2 separate regions of the Homo sapiens genome follow, and region 1 is linked to region 2. A link is an interaction called in ENCODE POLR2A ChIA-PET data of the cell type or tissue named here. Cell type or tissue: GM12878. All regions are shown on one strand. Links, peaks and the distances in the headings refer to the core of each region. The heading gives the core; the rest is flanking DNA.

Region 1 (16,837 bases), core at 3,088-11,087, 73 kb before region 2:
TTAAAGCATTGCCATAACAGAAGAACTCCTGCATAATCCTACCTGAGAATATCCCACTGATGCAATTTTGAAAGACGACCATCTCTCTGAAAGGTCAAACTTTTCTCAGAGATTGTTTTAATGCCAAAGTTAACCAAAACGGCTAAAGAGGTGCACACCTACAATGATCATGTAAAGTGAAATAAATGCTAATTAACTTTCTACTCATTTTATGCATTATTTCAAATGTTGATAAAAAATATTTCTGTCCTCAAAATAGATTCAATGATCTGGTAGTGAGACCTCATCTTAAATCACATTAATATTTTTTTTTGCAAAATGAGACAATACCATCATATAAAAACACCTCCTTCCATAATAGTAATAGTATTATGGATAATATTGGCCTAAAGTAGATGGATAAAATGATAAGACTTACTAGAGATGACCCCAAAAGTAATGAAATTTAGTGATGGGTAGAAAATCATAGTGGTTAAAGACTGGGGGCTTTGGACACAACAGATTTCAGTGCAAAAACTTTCACTTTCAGTGATAAAATTTAGCCACTGAATGGCCTTGGGTATGATTTTTAAAAATCGAATACTAACTATACTACCCAAAGTGATCTACAAATTCAAAGCAATCTCTATAAAAATACCAGTGACATTCTTCACAAAAATAGAAAAAACAATCCTAAAATGTGTATGAAACCATAAAAGATCTGGAAAACCAAAGGAGTCTTGAAAAAAAAGAATGAAGAATCACGTTACCTGACTTCAAAATATATACAAATCTATAACAACCAAAACAACATCATACTGGCATAAAAGCAGATATATAGACCGATGGAACAGAATAGAGAGTCCAGAAATAAATTTGCATACAGCCAAATGATTATTAGCAAAGGTGCCAAGAACACACATTAGGGAAAACAGTCTATTCAATAAATGGTTTTGGGAAAACTAGATGTTCACATGCAGAAATATGAAATTAGACCTTTATCTTTCACCACTTACAAAAATCAAGTCAAAATAGGTTAAAGACCTAAACTCTAAACAATAAAACTACTGGAATAAAACAGGGGGAAATGTTCATGACCTTGGTCTGGGCAAAGATTTTTTTTGGATACGACCTCAAAAGCACAAGCAACAAAAGCAAAAATAAACAAATAGGACTATATCAAACTAAGAAATTTCTGCACAGCAAAGGAAATTATCAACAGAGAAAAGAGACAACCTACAGAATGGAAGAACGTATTTGCAAACTATACATCTGACAAGGGGCTAATATCCAAAATACATAAGGAGCTCAAACACCTCAATCACAAAAACAACCTAATTAAAAAATGGTCAACAAACCTGAATAGACACTTATTAAAAGAAGACATACACATGACCAATACGTTTATGAATAAATACTCAACATCACTAGTCATCAGAGAAATGCAGATTAAACCCCAATGAGATACCACCACCCTCCAGTTAAAATGGCTATTACCAAAAACACAAAAGATGAAAAGTCTTGATGTGAATGTGGACAAAAGGAAACCCACTGTCAGTGACAATGTAAATTAGTATAGCCACTGTGAAAATCATTATAGAGATTCCTCAAAAAATTGAAAATAAAACTACCATATGATCCAGCAATCTCACTACTGGGTGTATATCCAAAGGAAATGAAATCAGTATGTTAAAGAGACATCTGCCCTCCCATGTTTATTGAAGAACTATTCACAATAGCCAAGATATGGAATCAACTATCTGTGTCTATCAACAGATAAATACATAAAGAAAATGTGATATATATATATACAATGAAATACTACTCAGCCATAAAAAAGAATAAAATCCTGTCATTTGTGACATGTATGAACCTGGAGGGCATTATACTAAGCGAATAAGACAGGCACAGAACGACAAATATCTCTTGCTCTAACTCATATGAGGAAAATAAAAACGTTGATCACATAGAAAGTGAGGGTAGAGTAGTAGCTACTAGAGGCTGTGGAGGGTAGGGGGGAATGGACAGATGTGAACAGGTTGGTCAGTGGCTATTATGTTACAATTAAATAGGAAGAACAAGTTCTGGTGTTCTGTTGCACTGTAGGATGACTATCCTGCATGTTAACAATAATGTATGATACACTTCAAAATAGCTAGAAGAGAGGATTTTGAATGATTTCACCACAAAGAAATGATAAATGTTTAATGTGATAGATATGCTAATTACCTTGATTTGCTCATTACTCAATGTATACAAGTATCAAAACAACACGTTGTACCCCTTAAATATGTACAATTATTGTTCCAATCAAAAAGAACACTTTCAAAAATAAAAATAAAAAAATTGAGTCTTAAATATCCCAGATTTCAAAACTAAAAGGATATACAACAAAATTCTGAGAAAGTCTTGATTTGAATTCAGTAAGATTAACCACTCACAATAGAAAGCCATTTCCATGCAGCATTTGAAAAAGATCATCCATCACAGAGACTAGCACATTCTCCATGCTAGGCCGAAGCTTGGAATTTAATGAGAAGTTACTGACAGCTTTCGTCTTCACAGCTGCCCCTGGAATTTGTTAATACATCGGTTCTCCTGACACGCAGATACTAGAAGTCACTCCACCATATTTCAATGAATAGAATACAAGTAATGCAGCCCCCTAAAAGCTTATTCTTCCAATTATTTGAACTAAGCAAATGTTCCTTTTAGAGGTCATCAACCAAGTATATTTAACAAAACTAGCCTTATGGTTTTTAATCACCTTTAATATAACTGTTTCTAACAAACAAATAGTGAAAAAAAATGAATGTGTCAGAATTTCTCAATTCTTGTTCTTTTCTAAATTGCAATTCTCACATTCCAGCTTGATCATCAATTATGTCACAGTAGCCTATTAAATTGTAGATGAGTTTAATCACCCATACTGTCTTTATTAACTCTCAAACAATCCTCAATTAAAGGTACCATTGATACTTTTCTACAGATAGGTAAACTGAGGCTCTGAGAATGTGATGCCTAGATTACATTGTTAGATAGGGCAGAATTTTTTCCACTTCAATAAAAAATCTACTTTTCCTGTAGAAAGAAAACTAGCCTGGAATTAAAGAGAGAATAACTATTTCCATTTTAATGTAAACTAATGGCAATGTCTTTTTAAAATTATGTGTACTGGAGTAAAAGAGTTAAAACTAAGTTTTTCACAGGCATTTTTAGCTTAAGTCATTCACAAATTTATCTCAATAGATAGATTGATTGATTGGTTAATAATGAGGAAATCGTTGCTTCACAGATTTCCACCAGGGGCCATAGTTTGGCATCAAAGACTTTTGTTAAAACTGCTATGTTATTGTGTGAAGATGGGGGTGTATCGCATTAGGTAATTATAAGCCATTAATATCATTCTACAATTCTGTTTAACCAATTAACTATAATCATCTAGCAAGTCTTGATGAACCAGATCATGCAGAAGAAGAACAGGTATATTTGATATTTCAGGATGGAGAAGGGAAAGGCTAGTAGTGTTTATAGTCTTGGTACTTTTAAAATATACATTTGAATTTATTGGGCCTGGTTCTTCTCAAAGCTGATGGAAGTGGCCATTGAATACATTAATGCACACAGCATTGTCAGACAGATTTTCACATTCCACAGCATATGCAATAGCTTGTCCTCAGCACAGCCACACCTCTGCACAATAACACTAGCCTTTTCAGACTTACAGGGCAACCCCTCATGGTGCCAACCACACGTACAATTTCAGAGTACATTTTCTGTCACCTTTTCTTCCTTCAAGTTCTATTTGTTGTTCTTCTTTCTTAGAGTCAGGGGCAAAATGAGGCAGAAGTCGCAGCTAAAGATATATTTTTCATTTATAAACAAAAATTGCATATTTGTGGGCAAACAATCACCTAAATATCAAGGACAGATCCAGGACTGGTTCCAGGCATAATAGCATAGCTCATACCTCAACGTGTCCTGGAGTCACAAAGCGCCTATCACAGACTCCTCTGAAAACTCCTCCTGGTCCACTCTATATTTAAAAAGAATATGAAAAAATAAAGAGTAGTTATTTGGAAAACTCATTATTTAAAATGCATTTTAACAACAATTCCAAATTTGGTGGGTTAAATTTCTCAATACAGTTTTCTCTAAGTTTGTTCGTTAATGGCAATATCTCTTTAAAATTATATGTACAGGAGTAAAATAATTAAAACTAAGTTTTCTCACAGGCATTTTTATCTTAAGTCCTTCATAAATGTATCTCAATAGATTGATTGATTGATAACCAATCAATTAATTTTCTCATACATCTACCTCCCAATGTCAACAAAAAAAGGATCTGTCAATGATCTTAAACAATATTTCGTCTAAGAACATGACTGAGGCCATGAAATCACCTACCGTGTCTTCGCAGGTCTGATCAAACCATGACAAGTCAATTCTTTACAGACTGAAAATGTCTTAATATTAGCTCTTCACTAAACAAGTAAGCATTTTGTATAGTTTTGTCCTTTAAAATCTACCACTCTCAAATGGTTAATACCCTTATTAACCAGAGATGTCATATATACAACTTGAAAAATACTAAGGACCCAATAGGTAGATGAGCAAAAAACTTACCACCAAAACAAAAAAGTTCAACTGCAATGGAAACTAAGGAAAGCTGTTCAGAGTTTTTATTAATAAAAGAAATATCAAATAAACCAAAGAGAAATAGTCTTTAACCTATAACTTTTTAATTACATAAAATAAAATTGTGATTGGGAGTATAAACTGGCACAAGGCTTTTGGAAAGTAATTTAGCGATACATGTCAAGAGTATATAAAATAGTCTTTGGCCTCAAGGAAATCAACATAAATGTGAGGGTGCAAAGCATGTAATAAAATTGACAGCCTTTGTCCTAATATTGCAAAATTAGAAATAATCTGATATCCAACAATAGAAGATGAGTTATGTAAATGGTGTTATAGCTATTACATTATAATATTCTCATGGTTTAACAATGAGGAGATTAAACAACAGTGGTCAAATGGGGGTAACTGTGGAAGTAGAGTGAGAGGTACATGAGTTCCTTACACTTTCCTTTCAAAAAAATAAAAAAGGACATTCTTAAGTTATAGTGTTAAAAGAAAAGGAAGTGCATCTATACTGGAAGAAAAAAGGCAGAGAGAGAAAGAAGTACAAAATAATTAGTTGTGAATAGCTTTTTAATTTTTTTAGGAATTGATATTTAAAATGAAAAACTAATTGTCTTTAAATAAACTCTACCCTCTTCCTCAAACCCATAGAAACCACGAAGATTCCTCCATGAAAGCAAAGAAGGTGTTTGTAAAATAAAGCCTCCAGGAAGATTCAACTACAAAACACTATAAGAGAAAAATCGTTTTCAAGGAAATATTATACATGAGGAAGTGGTTTCTTTTCACAAACAGAGCTCTTGTGAAACAAATATTTTCCTTTGGCAATGAAATGCCTTGGCAGGCTGACTTGGAATTAAGACTGGGTTATGGACAAGGAAGACAGAGAAGAACAAAGGGGAGGAAGAACCAGGCAGCTATTCACTAAATGAATCTTTCCAGAAAAAAACTAAGAATGCTTTTATACACAAAGTTAGAGCAAGTGAGAGAGAGAGAAACACATGTAGGTCTATAAGACTTTCCTGGGATGACTTTATAATATTTCCAATCTGCAGAAATGTTTTGGTTGCTTCTAATCTGAAAGGACTTCTATTGTTTTCCAGCCTTTCAGTATACTTTGGAAAGGAACCATGACCTGAGGTACTGTTGTCTTTGGAGATTAAGAGAAATGCAGTTCTCTGCTATCGTTCTTCAGATCCTCTCCAATTATAACCAGTTGCAGGCAGTTATGTGTGGCCTTTGCAGCTTGGTGACTACTAAATAATTGGAGTTGAGATGTCAAATGTTTCCCTAATGAGCTCAAGGTCCAAAGTAAACCATGAACTGAAATCACAATAGTGACACATTTCAATGTTTCTGTTTCTCAAGATGGGTGAGAGCTGTTATGTCCCCAAAAGCATGGGCATGATTGCTTTGTGGCAGGGGATGTGGGGGAAGAAAGAAAGAAAAAATAAGGATAAAGAAGAAAGGAGTCTTTCTCTGTAATACATTAAGAGGATTATCATTTTTAAATTGTTATTTCTTTCACTTAGGTTTAGAAATTCAGCCCTAGAATTACTGATTCTAAACATTCCTAATTCTATTCAAATCAAAATAAATGTAGAAAGATGGAGAAAAAAGGATTCTTTGGAAAACAAAACAATACTATAAGCCGTCATCAGAAATGACTAGCATATTGGTGGAAGCTTTGCTATTTTTGACCAAGGGGTATCTGGCACCTCGAGTCACAGATAAACACAGGTGTTGCTTATAAACACAGCCAAACTCCATCCCCCAGTGAATGTTCCAGGTTGCCGCCTGCTCTGTCATGCTGGGGTGAAGGTGAACCAAAGAGTGCCACAACTCCCAGGGTGAATGACTCCGACTGCAGAAAACTTCTCTTCTAAATAAGTAGTTAGACCTGAACAAAGATATTGGTGGTGCTTGCTACCCTAAAATTTTTAAAACTACTACGGTGATTAAGGTCTGTCATTATCAGAAAGGAGCCAGAGTCTCACAGCTTCGGTTAAAGGTCTATTTTGAGAGTTCACTGGAGGGGGACGTCAACTTTCTACTGCTTGATCTTATCTTCAAATCATGACACCACGATAGCAAGAATGTGGGCATTTTATTTTTTTATATATATTTTTTATTATACTCTAAGTTCTAGGGTACATATGCACAACATGCAGGTTTGTTACATATGTATACATGTGCCGTGTGGGCATTTTAAATTGGCATATTACATTAGAAAATAACTTTACACATTCACTCTTTATTGAAATAATCATTATCAGCAAACTGTTATATGGTGAACACCGCTATTTGAATTATGTTTTACTAAACAAAAGCCTTCCAGTCCTTTGAAACAACATGTTGGCCTGGGAGCAGTTTCTGCCTCACTATTTGGAGTGTGGACATGTTTGTGCTTGTCTCTTCTATTGCTTTGGGGATTTTCCCAATGTAAATCCTCTTGGGACTCAACTCTCCAGCTCTGTACAGATGTACTGCAACTGACTCTTTGTTTAAGATCCTGTATCCAGGTTTTTTTTTTTTTTAAACAGGAGTAGAAAGATTAGACACACTTCTAGGGGACCTATTGTGCATTGTGAGCACTGCATGCTTAATTGCAAAAAGGAAAAACAAAAAAACCAACAACCCAACTGCTTAATTTATGGATATCAGCAACAGGGCCAGTAATTTCGACATGGAAAGGGGAACTCTCATTATTCATAAAGTTGGCAAGAGTTTCTTCTGAATTTCAGACTGAACAAGAATCTCTTTGTTTTTCTCCAATTACTTTTTCAAACAAGCAAATTGAGTGCTCGTGGAAGGTGCTTGTTTTCCTAAATGAAGTCCTCTATTTCACCAATGAACAGGTGCAGCAGAGGCAGTGTCATTTAAGGTGTTAAAAACTTCCCCAAATTCCACTAGTATGCCTTAAGCTTAATCCAGATGCTCTATTTCTAGAGATCAATAAAGTTGAGCCTCTGTGGCCCTATCACTCTTGGTCTATTTTAGAACATTACCAGTAAAACCACCAATTTCAGTGGTGATTTTTCAGAATCAGCTGGGCCTGGAAATACACACATTACTTCTCCAACGTATTGCCTCATATAATTTTGACTCATTTCCTTCTTTACTTGGCCCAGAGCCATTAATATAGTAGAGACTGCTCAATGCCCTCCAACTAAAACAGAAAGTGTGCATTGTGGATGGTGTGGCAAAGCCAGTGCCAACAGCTCTCATCTTGGCCTTGCCTTAATTTTCTCCCAGTTCTCTTTCTGACCTCTCCTTTGACAGAATACACCCTTTGCCCACATAACAATAAATATTTTGTGGGATGGCCCAGGGATAGCAAAGAACCAAAATGAGCTCTATCTTGTGCCACACAGTCTTTCTAGAACACTATGAGAATTCAGTGGCAGTTTTTCACAAAGCTGTCTTCAGAGTCCCAAGACTTGGGGACCTTTTTCAGATAAGACTGCAGTGGAATAAGAAGTAAATTGCTATCTCAGAAATTAAATTCTCTTGGGTGGGATCCAAAAGGATTTGCTTTAATTATGAAAGTATTTTCAGAGGCAAATAGTCTTAAAGTGAAGTTTCAATGGACTGCAAACAGATTATCTTTAGCATGAAACATCTTAAGAAGATGAAGTCATGAGAAGTACCTGTTCAGCAAAAAGTAAAAGGAGTCCAAAGAAAATATATACACATGAGACTGGGCATGGTGGCTCTTGCCTGTAATCCCAGCACTTTTGGAGGCTGAGGCAGGTAGATCGCTTGAGGTCAGGAGTTCCAGACCAGCCTGGCCAAAATGGTGAAACCTGCCTCTACTAAAAATACAAAAATTAGCTGGTCTTTGTGGCACGTACCTGTAATCCCAACTACGGGAGAGGCTGAGGCAGGAGAATTGCTTGGACCCTGGAGGTGGAGGTTGTTGCAGTGAGCCGAGAGTTCGCCACTGCCCTCCAACCTGAGTGACAGAGTGAGTGGGACGCCATCTCAAAAAAAGAAAAAAAGAAAACATATGCACATGAAAAAATCATTTAAAAAATAAAAGTGTCAGTGCACAGTGATCCACTAAACAGAAGCATTCCATCCTAAATTATTCCATCAGAGCTTCTAAAATTTCCAAATGTAATAGATTTTTGGTTACCAGTAATTAAGTCTGGGTTCATGCCCACAAACTGAGAATAACATGCTCCCATATCCCATTACTACTTCCTTTAACAAAGCTTCCCCTGAATATTTTTCACTTTGTAACCCTTTTGGTTACTGAAATTACATTCACCAGAGTAGATTCATAGAAGGCATTTCATTCTTATTTCTGTCCTATCATTTGGGATGTGTCTGTTTTAACAGGATGTCCTGATTGTTACTGCCTCTTGTTTAGCAAAAAGCCAGTTTTGAATAGTCGTGTTTAGATTTGTGATGAGAGGATAACATACTTCTGTAAAATAAAGATGTATATAAACTGACAATCTGACTGTATATCCAGAAACCCTCTTGAGGAGTTTCCATTCACTCAGTTAGATAAGCCAGAACCTAAAGTGAAGACATAAGACAATGGTACTGACTTCAATGGAGATATAGTATAGATTTGATTTTCCTGGACTGCTCATAGAGTAGATTCTAAGTTTGGATACTCCTATGTACATAATCAACAAAATAATAACTACCCCTGGGCTAGGATTGTGCATCCTATTCTATCTTTATCACCGGACTGACAGAACTAGAAGCTTCAGCTTTAGAAGCTAAACCAACATACAACTTCTCCACTGATTTATTGTTTTCTCATGCACAAGATAATGATAACTGAATTAGATTCCTCACAGGGCTTGTGTGAAGATTAAATGCTACCATGCAAGGGAAAGCATTTTAATAAAAAGCATCATCCAACCACCCAAGACCATGGGCTGGGTGCTATAACTTACACCTGTAATTTCAGCTCTTTGAAGGGCTGAGGCAGGAGAATCGCTTGAGGCCAGGAGTGCAAGACCAGCCTGGGCAGCATAATGAGACCCCGTCTCCATAAAAAAATGAAGGAAAAAAAAATAGCCTGGCATTGTGGCACATGCCTATAGTCCCACCTACTTGAGAGGTTAAGGTAGGAGGACTGTTTGAGCTCAGGAGTTTGAGGTTACAGTGAGCTATGACAATGCCACCACACTCCATCAGCCTGGGTGACACAGCAAGACCCTGTCTCCAAAAACAAATAAATAAAATAAATAAATAAATTGTGGGGAAAAGAAACAGAGATCAGACTGTTACTGTGTCTCTGTAAGGAGTGTTCCACTCCTCAGATGCAACTTAATCTAGCACTCTATACTTTAAATTTTTTAAACATTCGTAGAAATCAGACTACTAGTTCAACAGAACAAAATGGAGTCTCTTATGTCTACTTCTTTCTACATAGACACAGTAACAATCTGACCTCTCTTTCTTTTCCCCAAATAAATAAATAAATAAATAAATAAATAAATCCCAAATACATGAGGCCATTATTTATGCCAAGAAAACATCTGATTGTTGGATCATCAATCCAATGTCTATGAGATTTAAACTGGAAACATATACTAGCATATTAGAAATGCAACCTTTTTATTTGATCTTAAGGAGAAGTTAGTGGGAAGGCTTCTGGTTTTGACTTTTATTCATGTAATAAATCTTTATTGATCTCCCATGGTTTTCTATTCATTTGGTTAGTTGCTTGTTACAAAGTGATCATTAAGATATATACAAACTTTCCAGATAGAGTTTAGAGTCTAATAAGAGGAGCTGGATATTAAGCAGATAATCCCACTAATAATTATATAATTGAAATCATTACAAAGTATTATGAAGGAAGAATATGTTTGGAGAATATAAAACAAGGCCTAAACTACATTTCAAATTTTAGTGAAGTTCTCTATAAATGACACTAAGCAGACACCTAAAGGACAGGTAGGAGTTACCCAGATAAGCACAAAGAGAGGGATTGCAGGCAGAGAAAGTAGCATGGATGAGACTCTGACACATAGAAAATGAGGAGCAGAATGGAGCTGGGTAATATTAGAAATGCAGGGAGAAGTAAGATCACACAGAAACCTAGACATCAAGGATTTGGAATTGATGGGCAGGAGGAAATCCAGAATTGTAGCTATAAACTCAGGATTTCTTTTTATCTGAGTACAAAATTATGAATGCATGATTGCAGCCCTTTAATACTAGCCTCCTTGGCCCTGGATCAGTGATTTTCACACCTAGCTCTCTGGAGTCCTAGACTCCTGCAAAGCTGCTTCAGTTGGTGCAAAGAGGAGGGCAGGGAGGGCCCCAGCCCAGAGATATCGCATTGCCTACCTTCCAGACCACCCTGCCCCCTGCTAGGATGCCAGAGAAAGTACAATCTCACTTGACATACTGGGTTTCTACATGAGAATCATTGGACTCCAACACCAAAGGAGGGAGAGAGATTGAAAGGGAGGGAAGAGGGGAGACTCAGAGAGAGAAGGGAGGAGTTGAAAGGAGGGGGAGAGAGAGAGAAAAGTTACTATCTTCCATGAGCAATAAGGTTATTGATATATGGCTTTCATTCACATTTTCCTCTTTTTTGCCTACAGGAGTTTGTGTTTTGTTTTCTGAGAGCGTATCGTTGTTTTCTCTGCTGAATGATGCCCATGGATCACCATATTATATCAGATCATTTGTCTTAAAATGGGGCCTAACTCGTTAGTCCACAGGGCCTCGGGAAATCTTTGATGCCTCAAGAGGCACGCTGATGAATATCGTTTTATGGAAGGGAGAGCCTTTCTTTTCCACTGGGTGATGCTAATTTGCCTTGACTGTGTGGTACTCCCTCAGGCTTTCCTTTCTGAGGTTTTAAAACCTTTTTATTGCAGCTTCCAGGGCTTTGTTCAGGATGGTTGATGGTGTTCTGAGACCTGGGGAGAGTTAGGGATAGCAACCATTACACGTATCATATGCTAGAAAAATCTGGGTGTGGAATCTCCAGACAGGAAAAACAGTACAGGTTGCTACCAGCTGGCAGAGTGGAAGTTAGAAGTACACGGCTGGCCCTCCCCGACCCACCCCATGCTCTGCACCTCAGGCTGGCTGAATGAAGGCTAACCTTGATGCACAATGGATGCGGTCTTGGCAAACCTATAAATGGTAACAAAGGGAGGTAGAGTGTAAGGCTTCAATCCCAGAGTCTCCAGAAGAAGCCAGTCTTGCTGATCCATTTATTATTTTCAATTTTTCTTCTCCCTGTTACATTTAGCTTATCTCTACCCAGGCCAGCAAGCTGGTCATCCTATGCCAACAAAGTGAGACTCCATCTCCAAAAGCATCTACGAAGCTGCCAAATGTTACTTTACATTCTCTGTGTAAAAATTTTCCAAAAATGACCATGCCTAGTCTTAATTTGTTATGAAGTCAAAGGCATCATTGCAAAGAGGGCAAGAACAACCTAATTCAGAGAAACTTCTGCATGAGAATTGTCAATCCCTCCATGATCCTCTGGCTTACAACAGTCTAAGTCCAGTTGTAAAGTCCAATGCATATAATACAGCTTCAAGATCTCAGCAAGCAAAATGACTTAGTTCACTTATGCAGCAGAGAGAGTAGCGCTCACCAAATATTGCCCAGGTGCACCCGCATTTTCTAGCCTCCCTTTGAAGGAAGGTTAGGGCCATTGACTCTCGGCCAATGGGCTGTGAGCTTAAGAGACGCTCTGGTCTGACATGGTTAGGAGTGTGTTTGAGTTCCCTGCAATCTCTCTTCTGCTGCCTTGGCAATCCAAAAGCCACTAGCATGCTGAGCGGCTGCACGATACAGACTGCCTTATGTCACCCTCCTGCAGTGACTACTTGAAAGGGCCACATTCTTATGGTACCCAGTGGGATTCCACCTGAGCTGCCTAGCCTGTATCAACTAGTACAAAATACAAAACAAATTTAAGGCAAATCCTCATGTAAATCTCTTGCCCCTTCAAGCTCTCCATCCACTCACTACCATATTTCTCCAAGCTGTGGTTTTCCTGTGTCATGTGATTAACTTCCATCCTTTTCACCCTACTGAGCCTTGCATTTTCCAGGATCACCAACAAGTGACCTGGGAATACCAAACTATTTCCTCTCAGTCTATTTCTTCTTCTTCCTCCCTGGAACACATGGCATTTGGCATCAAAAGCCACCTTGAATTCTCTTTTCTCTGTGTTTTTGTGACACTGTTAAATCAATTAACCATTAAGCATTTGTTGAATGACTGCTTATACTAAACCTGTCTTATTATGTCCCTTGGACTCTGTTTCTTCTACAACTTTCCAATGAGGTGTCTTAAGTTATATCCGTAGATTCCTTAAGCTTTAGTTTCCTAATCTGTGAAATGGGAAGAATAAATATCCTCCCTTTTGGTTGTTAAGAGGATTAAACGGGAGAACATGTATAAAAGAACATATGACTGAGCAAGAAATATGGAATTTTTTCCTTTACTGCTGTTGTTGTGAGGTGACAACTAATCAGGCAACTTCCAGATCACTATCCAAAGTGCACAACTTTTCAGAAATTTCCAATTTTACATTTTTAATTTCTAAGGGACCTTTCAAGTGGGATGTTTACATTTACCTCACATCCAATAACTGAGCTGACAATTTCTCACTCCACTCTACTAGAGCCTTCCACCCCAACAAAGTCTCTATTTCTACCCATGGTACCATGACTAACCCAATTATCAAGGCTTGAAACTTGAGATTCAGTTTAATTCATGGAAGTCTCCTGCTGATATCAGCCCAATAAAATAGTTATGGAACAAGAACACTACAGGCCGGGTGCAGTGGCCCATGCCTGTAATCCCAGCACGTTGGGAGGCCGAGGCAGGCAGATTACTTGAGGCTAGGAATTTGTGACCAGCCTGGCCAACAGGGTGAAACCCCATCTCTACTAAAAAAAAAAAAATACAAAAATTAGATGGACGTGGTGTCATATGCTTGTAATCCCAGCTACTGGGGAGACTGAGGCAGGAGAATCACTTGAACCTGGTAGGCGGAGGTTGTAGTGAGCCAAGATTGCACCACAGCAATCCAACCTGGGCAACACAGTGAGACTCCATCTCAAAAAAATACAAATAAAAAAGAACACTATGATTGGCAATATTTTCTGTCAACTCAGAATTGAGTGAGATACAACCTGGACACAGATAGGAGTCATGGTGGAGAGGAGGACCATGAGGTGATGCCAACTGCCTCAATAAGGAGATGCGGTGACTGGAACACAGCAGATGATAATCAGAGGCTCATCCAGATGCTGTAATCCTCAGGGTATTTTGTATAAAGGTGGCACATCCTGAAAGAGGCAGTGCAGGCTCTGGGATAGTGCACTCTGTGGAGGAGTTCCAGACCTTCGCCTTTTTGTAATGGTCATAGCTCTGGAACCTGGCCACCCACTGCACTCAAGTCATGTAGGATTAAAAATTGGATGGGTCCTTTCAAGGGAGATAGTTGCTGAGGTAACTGAGCCATCTCATTTTAAGAGCTTCTCATATAGAAGGAGAATTTCAGCGTGGATTTCAAAGTCGTATTAGAGACAGTCCCAGTAAATTTGTGAGATACTAAAATTATTTACCTTAAATAAATCTCTGGAGTCTTTCTCATTGCTTCTAACTTACACAGGTCACTAACCAAGGCTAACAGAGACCACCCACAAAGAAAGCTAAACATTTTATTGGCTCCAACTTAGTCCTGTGGATAGCATCCAAAGATTTCCAGCCCCCCAGATTTCATAGGATTGTGAATTTATGTAAACCACCAACATTCTGAGGTTAGTGGTGCAAGGAATAAACAGAGAGAGCTAAGCAGATCCTTCAAGCTGTGTAGCAATTTGGAAAAAGTATTTCTCTCTCAGATTAATAAAATAGAAATTGTGCTTCTAGAACTATGTTACTTCCTGTTACTGCCAAATCTCTTTTGCATTTGTATGATCAAAGCCTCATAATCCTATTGAATGCACACAAAATTGGATAATAAACTTCTCTGAGTGTTATTGTTAGTATCTGCTTACCAATACCAACACAGAGGGAAGGCTGCATGCATATAAGATATTACCATATTATAAGCTTCTAAGTCTTTTCAATATTTTCTTTTCACTGTTTAAAATATGTATCCAAATTAAGAATTAAAAAGTCATTTCTATCAGGTAAAGTAGGCATATCTATAACATAAAATAGTAATGTGATTAGCTATTGAATGTATGGCAAAACTAGAATTGCTACAATCTGTATTTTCTGCATCAAGAACTGAAGACAAGTTTGGCCACAAAACCAATAGTTGTTCTGTAATGGCATTTTTTTTTCTTTTCCTTCACACAATTACTTTTGGGCTGTGAAGCAAAGTGTGATCATATACAAATGCCATAAAAGGAGAAGATAATATGGATGAGGATATAGCAGAGGGAAGGACTGAGGCTGATGACAATTAACAGAAATTGAAAATACAATATCAATTCTCATTTCCCTTCTCATCCCCAAATTGCCGTAAGACAGGCCACAAACAAAATTCCATAAGATAGCAAAAGTTATGAACATAAACTCTTTCACTGAATCCAAATGCAACATATTAGAAGAATCTCAAGGACAAATGTTTTTTGGTATAATACCAAGTATATTTTTTTATAAAACCTTGAAACAAGATGACTCACAGAAAGTCTATGAAGTAGGATGTAAGTAAGGAGAGAGAAATCCTCTCCAAATTCAGTTTTATCTGAATTTCAAAATTGTTTCCCTAGAAGAGGGGGTAAACTTGTCTCTTAAATAGGGAATATAGTATTTTACAAATGAAACAACAAGTTTTTTGTTTTATTTTGTTTTGTTTTACTCTTGAGTTATAACAGAATTTGAGGAGTTTCTTAAATTTCACATTGAACATGCCTCCTCAGTGTATGTCAGGCTGGCTTTGGATAGTGCAGATGGAGAGGGGCAAGGGTGAGGTGGGATGTGGGGAATGGCATTTTGTAGTGTATCCCCTGTTCAACATTCCTGAATTATTTATGTTCCAGTTGCTTGCCACATGTTTATCATATAGATTATGTTTATACCTTTTAGACAATGAAGAAAAACAGATATAATTTCTTTTTGATCTCACTCTGGAGATGAAAGAAGATTTGTAATCATTAAAGACAGGTAACTGTGTCCTAAAATAGCTTAGGTAATGTTAAACCAAGGAAGCCAGCATGTCTGATGCTGGCATTTACATTATTCTGTACACTTTTTTTTCAAGTCTTTATTCATTTAATCCTTTCCAAAAATCACTGCCATTTAGCTTTTTTGTAGACAGAGTATTCATTACCCAGGTTAATTTTTTTCTTTTAATGCCAGAATATAGGTAGGAAAGCTTCAGTTTGTTTTGTTTGTTTCGGTTTTGTTTTTGTTTTTGTTTTTGTTTTGCTTTGTTTTGTTTTGAGACAGAGTCTCACTCTGTTGCCCAGGCTGGAGTGCAGTGGCACGATCTTGGCCCACTGCAACCTCCACCTCCCGGGTTCAAGAGATTCTCCTGCCTCAGTCTCCAGAGTGGCTGGGATTACAGGCACACACCACCACGCCCAGCTAATTTTTGTATTTTTAGGAGAGACAAGGTTTCACCATGTTGGTCAGGCTGGTCTCAAACTCCTGACCTCATGATCCGCCCACCTCGGCCTCCCAAAGTACTGGGATTACAGGCATGAGCCACTGCACCCTGCCTGGAAAACTTCAGTTTTAAGAAATTTAGCACAGAGAGATACTCAATTTACAAAAGAAAAAGATTGAAACTCTTTAAAATTTTTTGAAAAGAAGTAGAAGATTTTCACCATAGATAAAGTAAAAAGGAGAAAACAATGAAAGAGAAAGTGGAAAGGAATAGAGAGGCCTGGAATGATATAATATCCTACAGTATTAAATGTTTAATCTCTTACCAGGCCAGGCAATTCCTCTCTGTCGGACAGTGTCATCCTAATGCAACCTCCCAATATCCTGATGACTTAGTGTGACCCACAGAGCTTCTCTTGGTTATGTACATAGTTTTTTTAGAAGTCTGGGTCGTTGGTGAGAAATCACTACACAGTGTTTTTCTTGGTGTCAAGCAAAGGCTAGGTAATTAATTTCTTGGTATTTGTTTTCTTCCCCCTAGCTTTATGAGCTATCCTTTCTCCCTTCCTTCAAAATTATAGCTTCTAACACACCTGCTAAAGAAATCCATCAATAAAGTACGTTTTATCAGGAGAGA
Region 2 (16,837 bases), core at 3,080-11,079:
AACGTGTAGCTTTGGGGAAAGATTTGTAATCTGCAGATTTGAGAAGTAGGAATAAAAGAGGATGAAGTAAACACAGGCTTTTGAGTCATCCCACTTCCTTACTTTCTGAGTGAGTTTAGCAAGTGATCCTTGCCAGCCCACGGCAAGAGCCTCGGTGAAGTTTGTTTTTTGGGTTTTTTTTTTTTTTGTGGTTGTTTTTGTTTGTTTTTTTGAGACAGAGTCTCACCCTGTCGCCCAGGCTGGAGTGCAGTGGTGCAATCTCAGCTCACTGCAACCTCCTCCTCCCGGATTCATGCGGTTCTCCTGCCTCAGCCTCCCGAGTAGCTGGGATTACAGGCGCTCGCCACCATGCTCGGCTAATTTTTTGTAACTTTAGTAGAGACGAAGTTTCACCATGTTAGCCAGGCTGGTCTCAAACTCCTGACCTCGGGATCCGCCTGCCTCAGCCTCCCAAAGGGCTGGGATTACAGGCGTGAGCCAACGTACCTGGCCACCTCTGTGAGTTTTAATTGCCACTTCTGTAAAGTGGTAATAATAGAACAAGCTCACAGGGTTCTTAGAAGTATAAAACAAGATAAATATGTGTATTTAATTGTTTAGCACAGCAGCTGGCACTTAGAAATCAGTTGGTAGTTAATGATGGCTACTAATAATATTATTCTCATTATTAGTAGAAAGACAACTGGCCTGAGGTCTGTGCTTCACAGCCCTGGATTTCTGTTGTTAAGGATCTTTTGTTATCCTGTAGTTCATTGCACAGATACTGCAGTTCCAAGGAAGAAGATAGTAGTCTACAAGTACCAAAGGACTGCCTTGTTAAATAATTCCTTGTACTTTGCCTGTTTTTACTATTTTATAACAGATTAACTAATCAACCGTAAGGACAACAATCAGCCTTACCTGAAGACTCAAATCTATAAAGAGGCTTTCTCTGGATATTTAAGTTACAAAATGAATGCAGATATTTGTATGGTTCCCTTCTAGCATTTTTACATGCATAATATTTCTTTGTGTAATTCTTGAGGAAGTGCCCTAAGAGAGTTTTAGATGACCCATTAGGCTGAATGTAGAGAGAGAGTGGGGAAAGGCCCCTGTAGGAGTTCTCCACTCAAAAAAGGAGGGGGAATGAGCTAACCATGAATAATCCAACATAATTTTGGATCGTATGAGGTTTCAACTGGCCTCTCGGTTCTTTCCCAGATGCTAGAAAGCCAGAGAACCAATAGATCTTTTTTCAGCTGACAGTTCTTCGCACCTTGTAATGCCCTCAGCAAAACTGTTCATAAGTAGCGACAACATCCACAGACAGTTTGTTCATTGTTCTCCCACCTTCTCTTAGAAAAGTGATATGTCCAAACATAAACTTGAAATAGTAGCTCTTTCTTATATGAGTCAAGCCCCAGTAATGGAAACTCAAACAGCAAGGGAAAGTGTGTTAAGGCTGTAGAACGATTCCCAGACCTGAGGATGGCTCACTTTTACACGAGGATAAGCAACCTACTCCTCATTTTTCACATTTCACCAGTAAAATCCATACAATAATATCTGCTTATATGTTTTCTGTTAAGTAATCTTCTTGAAGAGGTAAAGATAAAAATTTGTAGGACAAATGCATCAAAAACAATAGCAGCAAGATAGTCCTTTTCCCAGCCAGTCTCAAATCAAATCTTTAATTTTCCAGCATCTTATGATCCTGGGCAACTGTGAAAGTGAGTTTTTCAAGGAAAGAGTACCATAGAACCCCCCAAGGGGCAGATAGATGGAAGCCTTTCACACTGAAGTCTGAAGTTGAGCTTATGTGGGGAAGCAATTCATACATTTTTCTGTCAAATCCATGGCAGAATAAACCATGAACTCTGAAAGGCATCTCAACGCACACAGACCTAAGACTGGGCTAGTCTGACAGGGCCTTGTGATGGAAAGTGAGGTTGTAGTAGTTCATTCTCACACTGCTATAAAGAACTACCTGAGACTGGGTAATTTATAAAGAAAAGAGGTTTAATTGACTCACAGTTCCACAGTCTGGGGAGGCCTCAGGAAACTTACAATTGTGGTGGAAGAAGAAGCAAGCATGTCTTACCATGGCAAAGCAGGAGAGAGACAGAGAGAGTGAGGGAAAGTGCCACACTTTTAAATGATCAGATCTCGTGAGAACTCACTTACTACTATAAGAATAGCATGGGGAAATCCTGTCCTCATGATCCAATCACCTCCCACCAGGTCCCTCCCCTGACACATGGGGATTACAATTCAACATAAGATTTGGGTGGGGACACAGAGCCAAACCATATCTGGGGTGGTGTTTAAGATCCTAGGTCTAGCGTCAGCCCTGATAATGGGCTACATATACAACTGATAATATCCATTAAACTATCTGGACTAATTAGATGTAATTTTTATATGTATGGACATTAAGCAGTATTCAAATTCTACCATTGTCTTTGTTTTCAAGTAATTCTTAACAAAAGTAATTTGTTATTTGAGAATAATTTTTGGCAATTTTTCTAAACATGAGAGGTATCACATTTTACCAAAAATACTAACTTATTAACTATTTTATTCACACCACTAGCATATTTTTTTGTCAGTCACTAAGCTAAATGATTCAGAGGCAACTTTATTTTTATTTATTTTTTATTTATTTATTCTTCTTGAGACGGAGTCTCGCACTGTTGCCCAGGCTGGAGTGCAGTGGCCACATCTTGGCTTACTGCAACCTCTGTCTCCCGGGTTAAAATGATTTTCCTGCCTCAACCTCCTGAGTAGCTGGGACTACAGGCATGCGCCACCATGCCTGGCTAATTTATATATATACACACACATATATATATACACAAACACACACACACACACACACACATATATATATATATGTATATTTAGTAAAGACGGGATTTCACCATGTTGGTCGGGCTGGCCTTGGTCTCCAGACCTCAAGTGATCCACCCACCTTGGCCTCCCAAAATTCTGAGATTATAGGAATGAGCCACCACACCTTGCCTTTTTTCTTCTTTTTTTTTTAAGACAAGGTCTCACTCTGTTGCCCAGGCTTGAGTGCAGTAGCATAATCATGGCTCATTGCAGCCTCAACTTCTCAGGCTCAGGACATCCTCTCACCTCTCAGCCTCCTGGGTAGCTGGGATTACAGGCATGCACCACCATGCCATTTTAACTTTTGTATTTTTTTGTAAAGACAGGGTTTCACCATGTTGCCCAGGCTGGTCTCAAACTCCTGGGTTCAAGCGATCCACCCAAGAGGCAACTTTAAACAAGACATATGGAGGGTTATCAAGGACAAGATACTACAGCTGAGGAGCCAGATGTATAAGAAACAATTACAATGCAATGTAATGACTTCTGCAATAGACCTGCACAGGATGCTATAGTAAGATACATGGCAGGACAAATTCATTAGAAGGGAAAATTTATTTCCTGGGCTTTGAAGATGAGTAGGAGTTTATAGAAGCAGGAAAATGGAATTCCTGATTCAAAAAAGTAAATGTAGTAATAATTTAATATATATTGGGTCCCAACTATGTATCGAGTGGTATCCTCAGGACTTTATAGATATTATTTCAATTAACCCTTATAAAAATCCAATGATATAAGTATAATATATTCATCTTATAGATGAGCAAGTTGCAGTACAGAGAAGTTAAACAACTTGTCCAAGATCACACAGCTATAAGGTGGTGGAGCTCTCAGGAAACCTTTAAAGAGTATAGTATATTAATAAACTGTCCAAGAGTCTAATATTTTATAATACATTATGCATGAGATTAAACAGAAGAGGAGAATTTGTAAACTGCCCAGGAAAGTAGGGGAGTGAATGCACTAAAAACATATACTACTACTACTCAGCAGCAGGCAAAGCCTACTTTTCTGTTCTTGGTTATGAGCATGAAATGAAATCATACTATGTGATTTTGTGTTTGTTTCTAATCATATACATCTGTCTAGTTTCAGGCGTAAAGAAGGCAAAGAGTTGGATACAATCAAGATTTTGGTTTTCTCAAGTGAATACCACAGAGCAAGAGTGGGGTGGGGTTAGGGTGTCTGCAAGGCATAATTATAATATTTGGTTGTCAAGAACATTGGGTTGGTGAGGAAAGTGTAAAGTAATCCTCCCAATAGATTAGATGTCACAGTGGTACCTAAAGATCATTTAGGATGGGAAAAGAGAGACAGAGAAAGAGAGAGAGAGAAAGGCCTGGAACTCTATCTAGGAGAGGAAGCAGTGTTCAGAGAACATGCGGCAGGAAATTCAGATTCTGGGGAGATGCTGTGATTGATAATGATTGGATGTAGTTCTAAGCATGTGATCTCAGAAAGAAGGGACAAAAGTAAGGGGAACATAAGGATTCTTAGCAGAGAGAAGGTCAAGGAACTGAGGGGCCAGGTGTTAGATCAACTCTGCCATATTGAAATTACCACGAATGAAGTCATGAAGTCAGAGGTAATCCTGAACAGAGTGGCCATGAACCAGGAGCAAAAGTCCTCAAACAAAGAAGGAAAACCATCCAGACATCAGTAGATGTCAGCAACAATGGGGCCAGCTGACAGACTGAGATGAAGCTTGGGTTTTCTTAGAGTGGGGGAAAGAGACTGCTCTGGAAGCGGCAAGAGAAGCCAGAGCAGCCACTCCACCTCCAGCTGGTGGGCAGAAGCTGTGGGGAGGCCACAGAAATTACCACCCGAGAGGGATATCAGGATGTAAGTCCCAGACGAGCACTAGATTCCGATTCTAATGCAACAATGCAGGGAATATTTAAAGATAAAGTCAAGAATACAGGATATTTTACTTATAATGGAACAGAAGTCCCATTGGAAGGATGTCAGGTGTTTGAAGGAAAGGTATGGATAAGCTCTGTGGGGACTAGAGTGTGGTAGAAACAGGGTAAAAAAGGAGACCTGGGACCTGGGGGCTCCTGTGTTGACTGACGTTAATAGGAACAGGAGCATAATGGTTCCAAGAGATGGTGGTGGAGAGGCTGTAGGAGAGAAAGGTAGGTTCCTGGGCCTTTCTCTTCTTATCATGGTGAGGAAAGTAGAAAGCAAGGGAAGAGAACTCTTAGACTCAAGAACATTCAAACTTTTTACAGGATTCCAACCTGTTTTCACTGATCTTGTAATAAAAAAGAAACTCATCTGAATTGAAACATGGAACATTCTTTAAGGTCTCTAAGCCCAGCAAAAGCAGTGAAGAATGACATGAAAGAGATGCCTGCTACTCAAAGTTGAATGCGACGGGGGCCCAAATTCCCACATGAAGTGCTCACATCCTATTGCTGCCTTTCTGTATCCTTCTGAGATTTAAGTCCCTTCTAAAATATGAATCCTTTCCTTGCTATGGATTCTTTGACCATTTTCTTTTGCCTAAAAAAGGCAAGACTTGTAAAAAATTACTCAGTTTGCTTTTATTTTAAATCACCCAAGAGTTGGAGGTTACTCTGACAGTAAGCTAGCAGGATGAAAGAGGAAAGATTAATGAGTCTTTCTCTAAAAACCAACAAATCAGGTTCTCATCAGAAACACAATAGTCTTGGTTATTGTTAGGTAAGGGAGAATATTTAACATGAAAAAAAATAAAATAAAGGAAATCATGCAGAAGAAAACAAAAGGTCAAAGAACTGTCTTATCCTTTTTAATGCTTGGGGCCTCTGTTGAGCAGGGAAAAATTGAGAGAGACATTATTGTCGTCTCTTGCCTCTGCTTGTCCCATTTTGGTTGCTTTATCTCCACCTATAACTTAGAAAGAGCAATTATAAACAAATGGGGACCAGCATGAGCACCTCTCTGGCAGCCTCTCAGGGTCAATTGTCTCCTCCCAGCCCCTGCACCAGCAGAGTGATGCATAGCCCTTGGATGTCGGCTGGAGGAAATGCTAAGGAGGCAAGTGGCCTGTGATTTAAACCCATGCCTGCCTTTGTCCGCTCCACATGGAACTCCATCAGGAAGGGAGCCTGGACAAAGTTTTGCTCCTTTAAAATACAGGAATGGATACAGGATATATGATAAGCATACAGAGTGATTCAAGGGAAAAAAAAAAGCGATAGAAATCATTTCCCATTATAATCCTTGTGAATTGCCTTACGTCTCTAATATATATCGCTTGGGAAATAATTTTAAAGCATTTAAAAATATCTTCCATTTTCTATTATGAGCCTTTGGATTTCCACAGTTTGAAAGAGTGAAGAGACTATAGCTTAGAAAACTAATTACAAAACATAAAAATGCTCAAGTCTAATGGAACATATCAGATTGGAGGAAGATTCCAGCAATGGCAGGCAGTATTACAAATGTAGCCCACATGAAAGAAGGAGCCACATCTGAAAAGAAGACAGCAGTTCCTACCTCAATGTCTTGTTCTCAACATCTTTGTTTTACATTCTCTTTGTTCCTGTTGGCTTACTAATTAGCTGTGATTTTTTTTTAATGCCCCTTACAGTAGGTTAATTTTGTCTAACTCACCAGCAGGGGTTTTTGTAATACATAATTCACAGAGCAATGTCAATGATTAAAATTCTTTCATTAACACAGCACCTTAAAGATAATAAATATGAAGCCTTTAGCTTCCAATCTGTGAGTGCAGAAAGCCTAATTTTGTATGGAAAGAAATGCATGCTTAGATAACTTGGCATTGCAAAACAAAATGGAATCTGAGTTTTAGAGTATTGCAAACACAAAGTTGAGCAAATCAAAGAGCAGTTATTTTGAGCACAGTGATATAGCAGGGGGTTTTGAGAGAAATTCTAATAACATACTTAAAAAATGCAAAACATGCAGCTAAAAGTGCTCTTTTCTGGCATTTATGTGGGCAGTGCTGTGGCCTTGTGGATGATTAGCTGGAGAGAGTCAACATGTCTTAGGTTGAAAGTTGTCAGTGGCTGAAAGTTGCTTTGGCCTTTCCATGCCATTTCCCTTCACTCTCTTCAAGAATTTTAACAGGTTTGACTCATCAGATTCCAAGAAGAGCAATGCAGTAATTAGAGATAGGATATGAAATTTCATTTTGCAAAGTTTTAATAACTCTTAGAACATCTGTTCCTCTGAACTCTATCACTTCCTTTACACCTACACCCAAACGATTCTTATATTTCATTTTGCTAAGTACAAGCTCTGTTTGCTTCTGTGTATTCAACCTGATACAAAAAGGATAATAATCACAGATGTCTTGGCAACAGCAGCCTAGAAAACAGAGAATCTGATCACTAAATGTGATTTTGTTTAGAGCCTTTCCCCACTGACATATTTTTTTTTTCTCTTTCTCTTTCTCTTCTCCAAAGATGAATCAGATTTTTTTAATTGACTATGTTTGGGGGATGGATATATGTATTTTGGGTAGTAATAACAAAGAACACTTTGATTCAAAACATTTTCTTGCATTAAATATATCAATTAAGGGTGACTTTTCACAGAAGCAGCTTAAAGTTCAAAGACATGAAAGTAGAATTAAAAACCACAAAACTGTCACCCAGTCCAAAGGTTATGGCTCAAATTTAACAGGTGGCTCTGACATAATGTATTTTCTACTCTCAGCTATGGCTCTAACAGATTTGTCTCTGGAACCAAAATGCAGCATCAAACTAAGCCCTCAATTGGCATTTTGAGCTAGAGAGACACGGAACCAGGTTAGTAAAGGAGGTTCCCCAATATGTCATCCATTCAAGTAAATAGCCTGTCCACTTCAAGAGGGAGGTCAGCAGCAGGCCAGTCAGAGGAAACGTTCGTGAACTTGTCCCTGCTCTGTAATTTGCCTGTGGCTAATTTCATAATTTCTATTTTTAGTGTGTGGTTGCTCCCATCGCTCTCATAAGCACAAATAATTGCTCCCATTTTTTAAAAGAAAGAAAGCAGCAAATAGCCCCTTTGTAAGGCAAGCCACTGAGCTAGCTACTAAAATTAATATTGCATTCCACTAAGTGAAATTTGCTACTGACCAACACATTAACAGGAAAGTTGTAACAAATGTTTCTATTTTTTAAATGATAGGCAAACTTAGTTCTTTTAGCCCAGGCAGTGTTTAAACTAGAAGTGTTTTAATTTCACACATGTTAACCAAAAAGAATTGATTTTTTTTCCTTGTTTCCACTTATGGATTAAAGTCTGGGTACCTTGCCAAGCTTGGTCAACCAGTTTCTGTTAACGATAACAGATGAGGTGGGTGCAGAGTGACTGATATGCATAACCACTGGGCAATAGATACATATGATTCAAATAAATCAAGAATTTTATATGGATAGATTGAATCATAACTTGAGTATCTGAATTTATAGCTCTTTAATGCCACATAAAAGAGAATAGTAAAAGGCTAAGAGTAAAGCCTTTATGTCAACTCAATCTCCTTCCTATTGAAAAGATTGAGTTTAGGATTCTTTCCTCTTCCTGGAGCAGTCATGGCCATGTCTAACCAGATTGGTCTTCATATCAAAAACTTGATTGACTATTTTTCAATCAAATATTCAGAGCTCTGTTAGTACAATCCACCACCTCCACCATAGACAACCATAATAATAAGCCTGATTTGGGCTTTGAAATTGTTATTTTTCAGGTGGTCTCTACATAGGTCTGTAAATTACATCCTTTCACTCTCTTATCCAGCCCTTCAACCCTCATATCTCTTGAGTTCCTACTGTAGGTCTAGAAGTTCATGGCAAGGACTTTGTGTTTCATTTTTAACTGGGAAGGATGTTTCTTTCTTTCTTCCTTTCTTCCTTTCTTCCTTTCTTCCTTCCTTCCTTTCTTCCTTCCTTCCTTTCTTTCTTTCTTTCTTTCTTTCTTTCTTTCTTTCTTTCTTTCTTCCTTCCTTCCTTCCTTTCTTTTGTTCTTTCTTTATTACAGGGAAGGATTTTAAATTGAAGAGTGACATAATCTGTCATCAGTTTTAAAAGGATCACTCTGAGTGTTGTATTGAAAAAAACTTTACTAGAGCAAAGACAGGAGCAAAGAAGACCAGTTAGAAGACTAATGCAACAGTCCAAGAAAAAGATGATGTCTTGACTGGATGGAAAACGGCAGAGATTATGGAAAGTGGCCGGATTCACATATATTATGAAACTTGAATATTATGAATTCTGAATCAACAGAATTTGCTGATGGAATGATGGAGACAAAGAGACAAAAATCAAGTTCACTAGAATGTAAACTCCATTACGATTATGTATGTATGTATATGTCCCCCGATGGATCCCCAGCACCTACATAGAGCCTGGGGCCACTCATTTATTATTTGTTGAATAAAAGATACGGTGGCCCCAAGGTTTTGAACAGAGAAATTATGTGACTGGAGTTGCCATTTATTGAAGGAGGAAGGGAACAACTTCAGAGTCCGGTTTATTTATTTGTTTGTTTTGCTAGTAGGAGAGCACAAAATCAATAGTTCAGTTCTGGACATGTTAAGTTTGAAATGGCTATTAGATATTAAGGGGCAAGGCCATGTTGATGGTTGTGCTTCTTACTTCAGAGTTTAGGGAAAAGTCAGGGATTGATAAATAAATTTGGCTCTTATCAGGGAACAGATGGAATGTAAAGCTATGGGTAGACAAGAGACCATCTAGGTTGTGACTACCACAAAGAAGAGAAATTTGAGAGGTGAGCTTGGGTCACTCTAAGATGTGCAGGTCAGGAAAATGAAGATAAGCAAAGAAAGAGCAGTCAATTAAGTGAAAGGTGAACCAAGAAAGAACAGTATCTCAGATATGAAGAAAACAATATGTCTTTAATTATTAGGTTGGTGCAAAGGTAATTGCGGTGTTTGCATTAAAAGTAATACCAAAAACTGCAAGCAAAAACTGCAATTACTTTTGCACCAACCTCATAGTTAAGTAATTGTGTCAAATGCCATTAATGAATCCATCAAAAAAAAAGATGAAAATTGACCATTTGATTTTGCAACTTATAGGTTCACAGTGACCTTGACAAGAGCCATTTCAGTGGCATCAGTATAAATGATGTCCTGCCCCTAGAACAGTGCTAACATATGGCTGGCACTCAATGGCACTCATGTTAGTCATGCCTCATTGCAAGAAATCAATTTAGATCCTGACAATGTATTTAAACACATTTATATACATATTTAAAAATCTGACATAGCAATCATCAGACATAGACAAAGACTGAGGTTAAATGTGTTCATCAGAGTATCATATTTGTCAATAAAATGTTCAACAAAACCTTAATATTAAACATAATAAATGGTTAAGTAAATCATACTTTATTCAAACACAGAAATATTATGCAGTCATTAAAAATGCTTAATAGAAAATATGTAAGTATCTAATAGTATGAGATCACATTATATGATATAATGGATTACATGATACAATATTATGTGGATATAAAGCAGGAACTTAATAAATTTTAAAATATATTTAATAGTTCACTAAAACCTGATATCAGCACAAGACATTTATGACCACTGAAGTCAATTGCAGTCTTAGAGTTACGTCACCCAGGAATTCTGTTTTTGTATCCTTTATCAAAGGATGATGTGGTAAGACAATAGGAAGCTACGTTCACATTCTGTGCATTCTTAATCCCTAATCGTCTTTACTTTTTTTTTTTTTTTTTTTTTTTTTTTGAGACAGAGTTTCGCTCTTATTGCCCAGGCTGGAGTGCAATGGCACAATCTCGGCTCACCACAACCTCCACCTCCCAAGTTCAAGCGATTCTCCTGCCTCAGCCTCCCAGCTAGCTGGGATTACAGGCGGGATTACAGGCAGGTGCCATCACACCCGGCTAATTTTGTATTTTTAGAAGAGATGGGGTTTCTCCATATTGGTCAGGCTGGTCTCAAACTCCCAACCTCAGGTGATGCACCTGCCTCAGCCTCCCAAAGTGCTGGGTTTACAGGCGTGAGCCACCGCGCCCAGCCTAACTGTCTTTACTCTTAAGGCATACATCAATGTACTGAATTTCAAAAGGTTCATATATTTTTACTCTCCCAAGTGGACAAATCAGATCTACTTCATAATTAATAAAAGTGATTTTGCAGAAATAAATCATGAGATTGCCTAGAAAATAAATAACTAAAAATAGTTGATGCAAAAGCTTGTGAAGACAACTTGTCTTGGCAAAGTATCTGCCATATTAACCTCGTGATACCAAAAAAAAAAAAAAAAATACTATATATCAGCTAACTCCAGATTCAAATTAAACAGAGATCTTATAACTTTCATTAAAATAAAATTTGATTCCCTAAATTCTCCAAAATTATTAACTATCCTAATGGAACGATTGGATTATTTTCCTTACAACAAAGGCCTATTATAAACTATCTATGGAATCTATTTTAAGCAAATGCATAGCTAGTTCTTTTTTTTTTAGATTTGTGATTTGTGTAGTCTAAAATGAGACTGAAGAACAGTAGGAACGTTGTTGTTCCTAGATTATTTTATTATATTTAGAACCATATTGTAAATGCCATATTACACATTTTTATTTCAAACTCCAACTATATTTGAATAGAAGAAAGGCATAATTGGTGAAATAATAAATAAACGAATGCATAGAGTAGTGCATTTTTTAAACCACTATTATTTTTCAGTGAATTAAATTTCAACATTTATTTAGTTTTCTAATTAAAAGCAATATCTATTGTCTTAACATGCTCAGTCAAAAACCAAAACGTCTCTCTATAAAAACGACCAGATGAAAACCAAGTGCTCTACCTAAACTTTTTATCTTGATCATTTTAAAGGAGCTAATTATAATATAAACTAAAATGCTTCTGGTTGTTGAAGGTATCATATTATATCATATTTTAAAACATAAAAGCCCGAATGCAGTGGCTCACACCAATAATCCCAGCACTTTGGGGGCCAAGGCAGGAGGATCACTTGAAGCCAGGAGTTTGAGACCAGCCTGGGCAACACAGTGAGACCCTGTCTTTACAAAAAAATTAAAAATTAGCTGGGTGTGGTGGCAAGCATCTATAGTCCTAGCTTCTGGGGAAGCTGAGGTGGGAAGCTCTCTTGAGCCCAGAGTTCAAGACTGCAGTGACCTGTGATTTCACCATTGCTCTCTAGCCTGGTCAATAGAGTGAGAGCCTGTCTCTAAAAATAAAAATAAATAAATAATTTATATATATAATATAAAATATCACACCCTCATAATCTATAATATAAAGACAAAATATTAATATAGAAATAACATTAAAGTATCTAAAAATCAGAAATAAACCAGACATTGATAAGCATCATCAACCATACAGATTCACCTGTGTTATTGAGACAGATGCAGAAAAATAATTCATCTAATATTTATTCCACTATTTTTTATCTTTTGACCCTGTGATTGTGAAAACTGTGTCACCAACCAATTGTTCTATTAAAATGTAATCCTAAGAATAATTTTTAAAGTACATTTCCATTACAAAATTAATTCTGACTACTGTTGAAAATCATGAAATACCAAAATTAACCAAAGACATAAACTAAATCACCCACAATATTACCCCAAGGAGACAAAGTTTTAATATGTGCTTTAATAATACTTACATAATTTTCTATTTTAAAACCAGAATCCTCTAGTAACTCGATTTGGCAGTTTTTTTTTTTTTTTCAGTGCAACACTGTAAACATTTTCCATAACTTTACATATCCAGCTCCAAGACTTTTTTAATGGCTGCTTAGTATTATATCAAGTACACTTGCTATAATCTGTTTAAGCAATCCCATGTTGAACATGTAGATGATTTCTAATTTTCTCCATTATGAACAAACCTACAAGTAACATTCTTTTAGATAAATATTTGTACAACATCATAATTCTATCCTTTGGCTAAATTTTCAGATTTGGTTTATTACTGAGCATCACTACATTACTGAAACTACAAAAATGCATGGAAACTTTTTAATGGGTTCTCTCTCAGAAATAGGTTCTCTTTACTCCCCACTTTCTTCATTAGCAGGAAAACTAACATTTCACAGGCAGTAATGCTAGGTGACTTTATAGCATCAAATCCTTGCAATAATCCTGTTGAATAGATCCCATTATCTCCATTTTACAGGAAAGGACAGTGAGACTCCAAAAGGTTAACTAACTTGTCGAAAATCACATAACAGGTAAAGAACAAAGCTAGAATTTAAACTTGGACCTGATTCCAAAGACCCTGCTATCTTTATTAGAGCAGGTTGCATGCTTCTGTGGGTGGGGAATGGCTTGCCACTTACTACACTTCAGTTCCTTTCAGAATACTGAAAACCAAACCCACTAGCTGGCAGAAAGGGAAAACTCAGATCATAAAATGTATGATTTTCAAATGCCCACTTTGAGAAATGGGAATTTTGGTTTTTATTCATTTCTTTGTAATCAGATTCCCCGGTCATGGGCTTCTTTTGTGATTTCCTTCTTTTTTTCTTCAAAGTAGTTATGGTGGTTTTCTCCACTTCTTTTCTGACTATGCCGCTTCTGGAGGGTTGGAAGGGTCCCTGCCCAAACAATGTAGGGCTGTCACTGTAGGCCTTATTGTCTGGCCAGGTTGAATATCTCAACATCATAATCAAGACAACCCTGGCATTATGATTGGCCACACTTTCTTTTGAACACAGCCCTACTGAAACACACACTACCCCCACCTGGCAGTGCAGAAGCCCACTGGTTTGAAACTAAGGTCTTACACATCAAAATCTAATGAGAGAAAATTAATGGTTCTCACTTCGTATCAGAAAAACCTTTTCAATAGTTTTTTCCATAGTCATGACATCAGACAGAGAGAGCCAAAGGTCTCCACATCAGTCTTATACCATCCTGAGCAAAAGAGTTCCACCTTTCCCAACAAGTGGGAATAGAAGTTGGGAAACAAACAAACAAACAAACAAAAAAACTTTAAAAACAGGACAAGCGGCTCTATTGTTATCGTTTCATCTGATACAATTAATCAATCATTATTATGTTTGCCAAACATAAGCAGGAAAATGTTATAAAAATCTGAGAAGCATTAAACTATAATTAAATTTCCATTTCATCTCTCCTCTCTCTAAGGTTCTACTTATTTGCCTGTTTTTTGTCTGTTTTGTTTAACAAAGATATTTTCCAAGAACCCTCAATCAAATTGTCTACGTTTTGTAGGTTCTAAATCTTCTCGCCACACAAACCTGAGACTTTCTTTCCAAACGTAACTTATCTTTCTTTCCTTCCCTCTGCAAAAATTTACTGAGCATCTATCATCCAGATGCCCCTTAAAATATAGAGACATATTTTATGGAGGACTATCTTATTAAAAAATTTCCATGAGTAACTGGAATTAATGAGATAATTTCTCTCTCAAGAGCAAATATTCTGATAGACAAATTTCATGTTTCAAATTTCATCTTTCAAGCATTGTACAAGCAATTGTACATCATGCAAATATTTGGTTCAATTTACTGCTTTGGTTGGTGTTGGCATTTGTGTATGTCAGTCTGTTCATGCATATGCCACTCTTATAAAGCTTTTAGAGGATGAAGGATCTGTTTATATTTAACTTACATGTGCACACACTAGCACACATTAGTACCAATCCAGACAGATGCTTATTGAGTTATCTCAATAATTATAATATTCCCTTAACTTCTTAATATATGAGTGACTATATTTTAATGCACCATTAGCCAAATATTCTCCTCAACGCCAGCCACATTATCATAACAAGTTTAAGACAGGCATCACCTAGGGACCAAAATTAAGCTGATGATAGATCCCTCTTTTTAATATGGATGGTAGATTTATTTGTATGTTCATCTATATAGATTTTCACACTGGTCCCCAGCCAGGCTGTAGCAAAGTGGGGAAACCTTTGCCAGTTCCTTTCTGGCAGACCCATGGCTTGAAGGAGTTTTTGGCCTGGAGTTTGATCAACGGATGCTGGAATCACCTAAAGAATTGAGAACATCCAAACGCTGATTAACTGTGTTTGTTGATAGAACACATTTGGTTATTCTGAACATGTTTAAAAATTGTACCAGTGTTGTAATTTTCTTTATTGTCATGTAAAATTTTGGCACATATAGTTTTCTTTATTGACATGTATAATAATAATACAAATCATGTGTACCTTGCTGAACACTGGTGTGATATGAACCTTTCTAAGTTCGCTGGGTTCTCTAAACAATAACCTATTTTACCAAGATTCAAGCCAACATGATCACTACTTTCAGAGATCTGAAGTATGTGAGATATTTATGCTTTTCATTGTTGATTTCTTCTTTTTTAAAAAAATCTGTACCTTTCGACTTTTCCTTTGATAAAGTTATAGCTGGTCGTACAGTAGATAAACCAAGTAGGAAAATTATCATATCTAATATGGTTTATAAAAGAACAGCAAGACTCTGTCAAGCTTATATTTTTTAATGGGTGGTTATCCTTCCAAGAAAAAAATATAAAAATCAGAAAGAGACCATTACTTTAGGTTAAAAAAAGTCATGGCAATTTATCTTCTGACTTACAACGATTCTTACTGGTTCCATTTGGAGTGCATTTTTCTTACCAGCTCTCTGTGGACGAGGAATTGTATTAGCCTGTCATTCACGTAATACACATAACACTGATATAGGGACCATCCTTCAATGGTGGCACCATCTCTCAACCTAGTAGTCCAGTCCCCCTGGGTGGCTGCCTGGATGGCAATTAAATCGTTGCTGTAACCCCTATGCTCCAGAGTTCCTAATTCAATTGGCCAAGGTTTTGAATGATGACTCTGAGTGCATTACAGTGATAGTGCGGTGCTGTACAGGAAGGGCATCAAACTCAAGCATCCCCGAGCCCTGCAGTTCCTTAGAGATGATGAAAATGCTTTCTCCATTTCAGACTGCCAAAAGATGAACAAGGGTAGGGGGAAAAGCCTGAAGAAATTAACTAGTAAATATAACATAGATTATTTGCTTTCTTCTATTGTAGGAAATCATTGGGATAAATAGATAAAAGAATAAAATAAAGTGTTATCAGAATAGTTGTGGGTGTCTTCTTCTACATATGTATTTTATCACTGCTATTAACTATGCGTACCTCTTTTAAACAAACTTTTTAAAAAATTTTTGATTTCTAATTGACACATAATTGTACATACTTATGGGGAGCATAAGTACATACATACATACAATGTATAGTGATCATATTAGTCCATTCTCATGCTGCCTATAAAGACATATCTGAGACTGGGTAATTTATAAAGGAAAGAGGTTTAATTAACTCACAGTTCAACATAGCTAGGGAGGCCTCAGGAAACTTACAATCATGGCAGAAGGGGAAGCAAACATGTCCTTCTTCACATGGCGGCAGCAAGGAGAAATGCCAAGCAAAAGGGGGAAAAGCCCCTTATAAAACCATCAGATTCATGAGAATTTACGCACTATCACGAGACCAGCATAAGGATAACCACGTCCACGATTAAATTACCTCCCACCAGGTCCCTCCCACAACACATGGGGATTATGAGAACTACAATTCAAGATGAGATTTGGGTGGGCACACGGCCAAACCACATCAGTGATTATATCAGTGTAATTAGCATATTCATCATCTCAAGCATTAATCATTTCTTTGTGTTAGGAACATTCAATGTCCTCCTTCTAGCTATTTGAAACTATATAATATATGATTGTTTACTACAGTCATCCTATAGTGCTATTGAACAATAAACCCTCTCCCTCCTATCTAGCTGTAATTTTGAAATCTAGACCTATCCTTTCCTTCCTCCTACCCTTCCCAGCCTCTAGCATCCTCTTTCCCCTTAAACAAGTTATTTACTTTTAACTTTTGTGAGTTTGTTTTAAAGTCATTTATCATCAAAAGTTAAATATATATCAAAAACCTCACAAAGTTGACAAGAAGGAGACATATTGGAAAAATATTTGCAGTG

What was found. Peaks named below come from ENCODE experiments on the same cell type or tissue, not always from the same donor. Only the 100,000 strongest peaks of a DNase experiment are listed, where the experiment ranks them.
Region 1: POLR2A ChIA-PET joins it to region 2 with 19 read pairs; 1 of 35 experiments calls an interaction of 5 or more read pairs at or near these places.

The regions. Positions count from the first base shown.
Region 1 is chr1:82,216,529-82,233,365 of GRCh38, reverse strand. No RefSeq gene overlaps it. Among named protein-coding and RNA genes, the nearest start is that of ADGRL2, 420 kb to the right of the region's middle. In GM12878, for the core only: no CTCF peak of the experiment used is centred there; a DNase peak (open chromatin) is centred at 7,705.
Region 2 is chr1:82,143,436-82,160,272 of GRCh38, reverse strand. No RefSeq gene overlaps it. Among named protein-coding and RNA genes, the nearest start is that of ADGRL2, 350 kb to the right of the region's middle. In GM12878, for the core only: no CTCF peak of the experiment used is centred there; DNase peaks (open chromatin) are centred at 6,862 and 7,632; H3K27ac peaks cover 385 bases.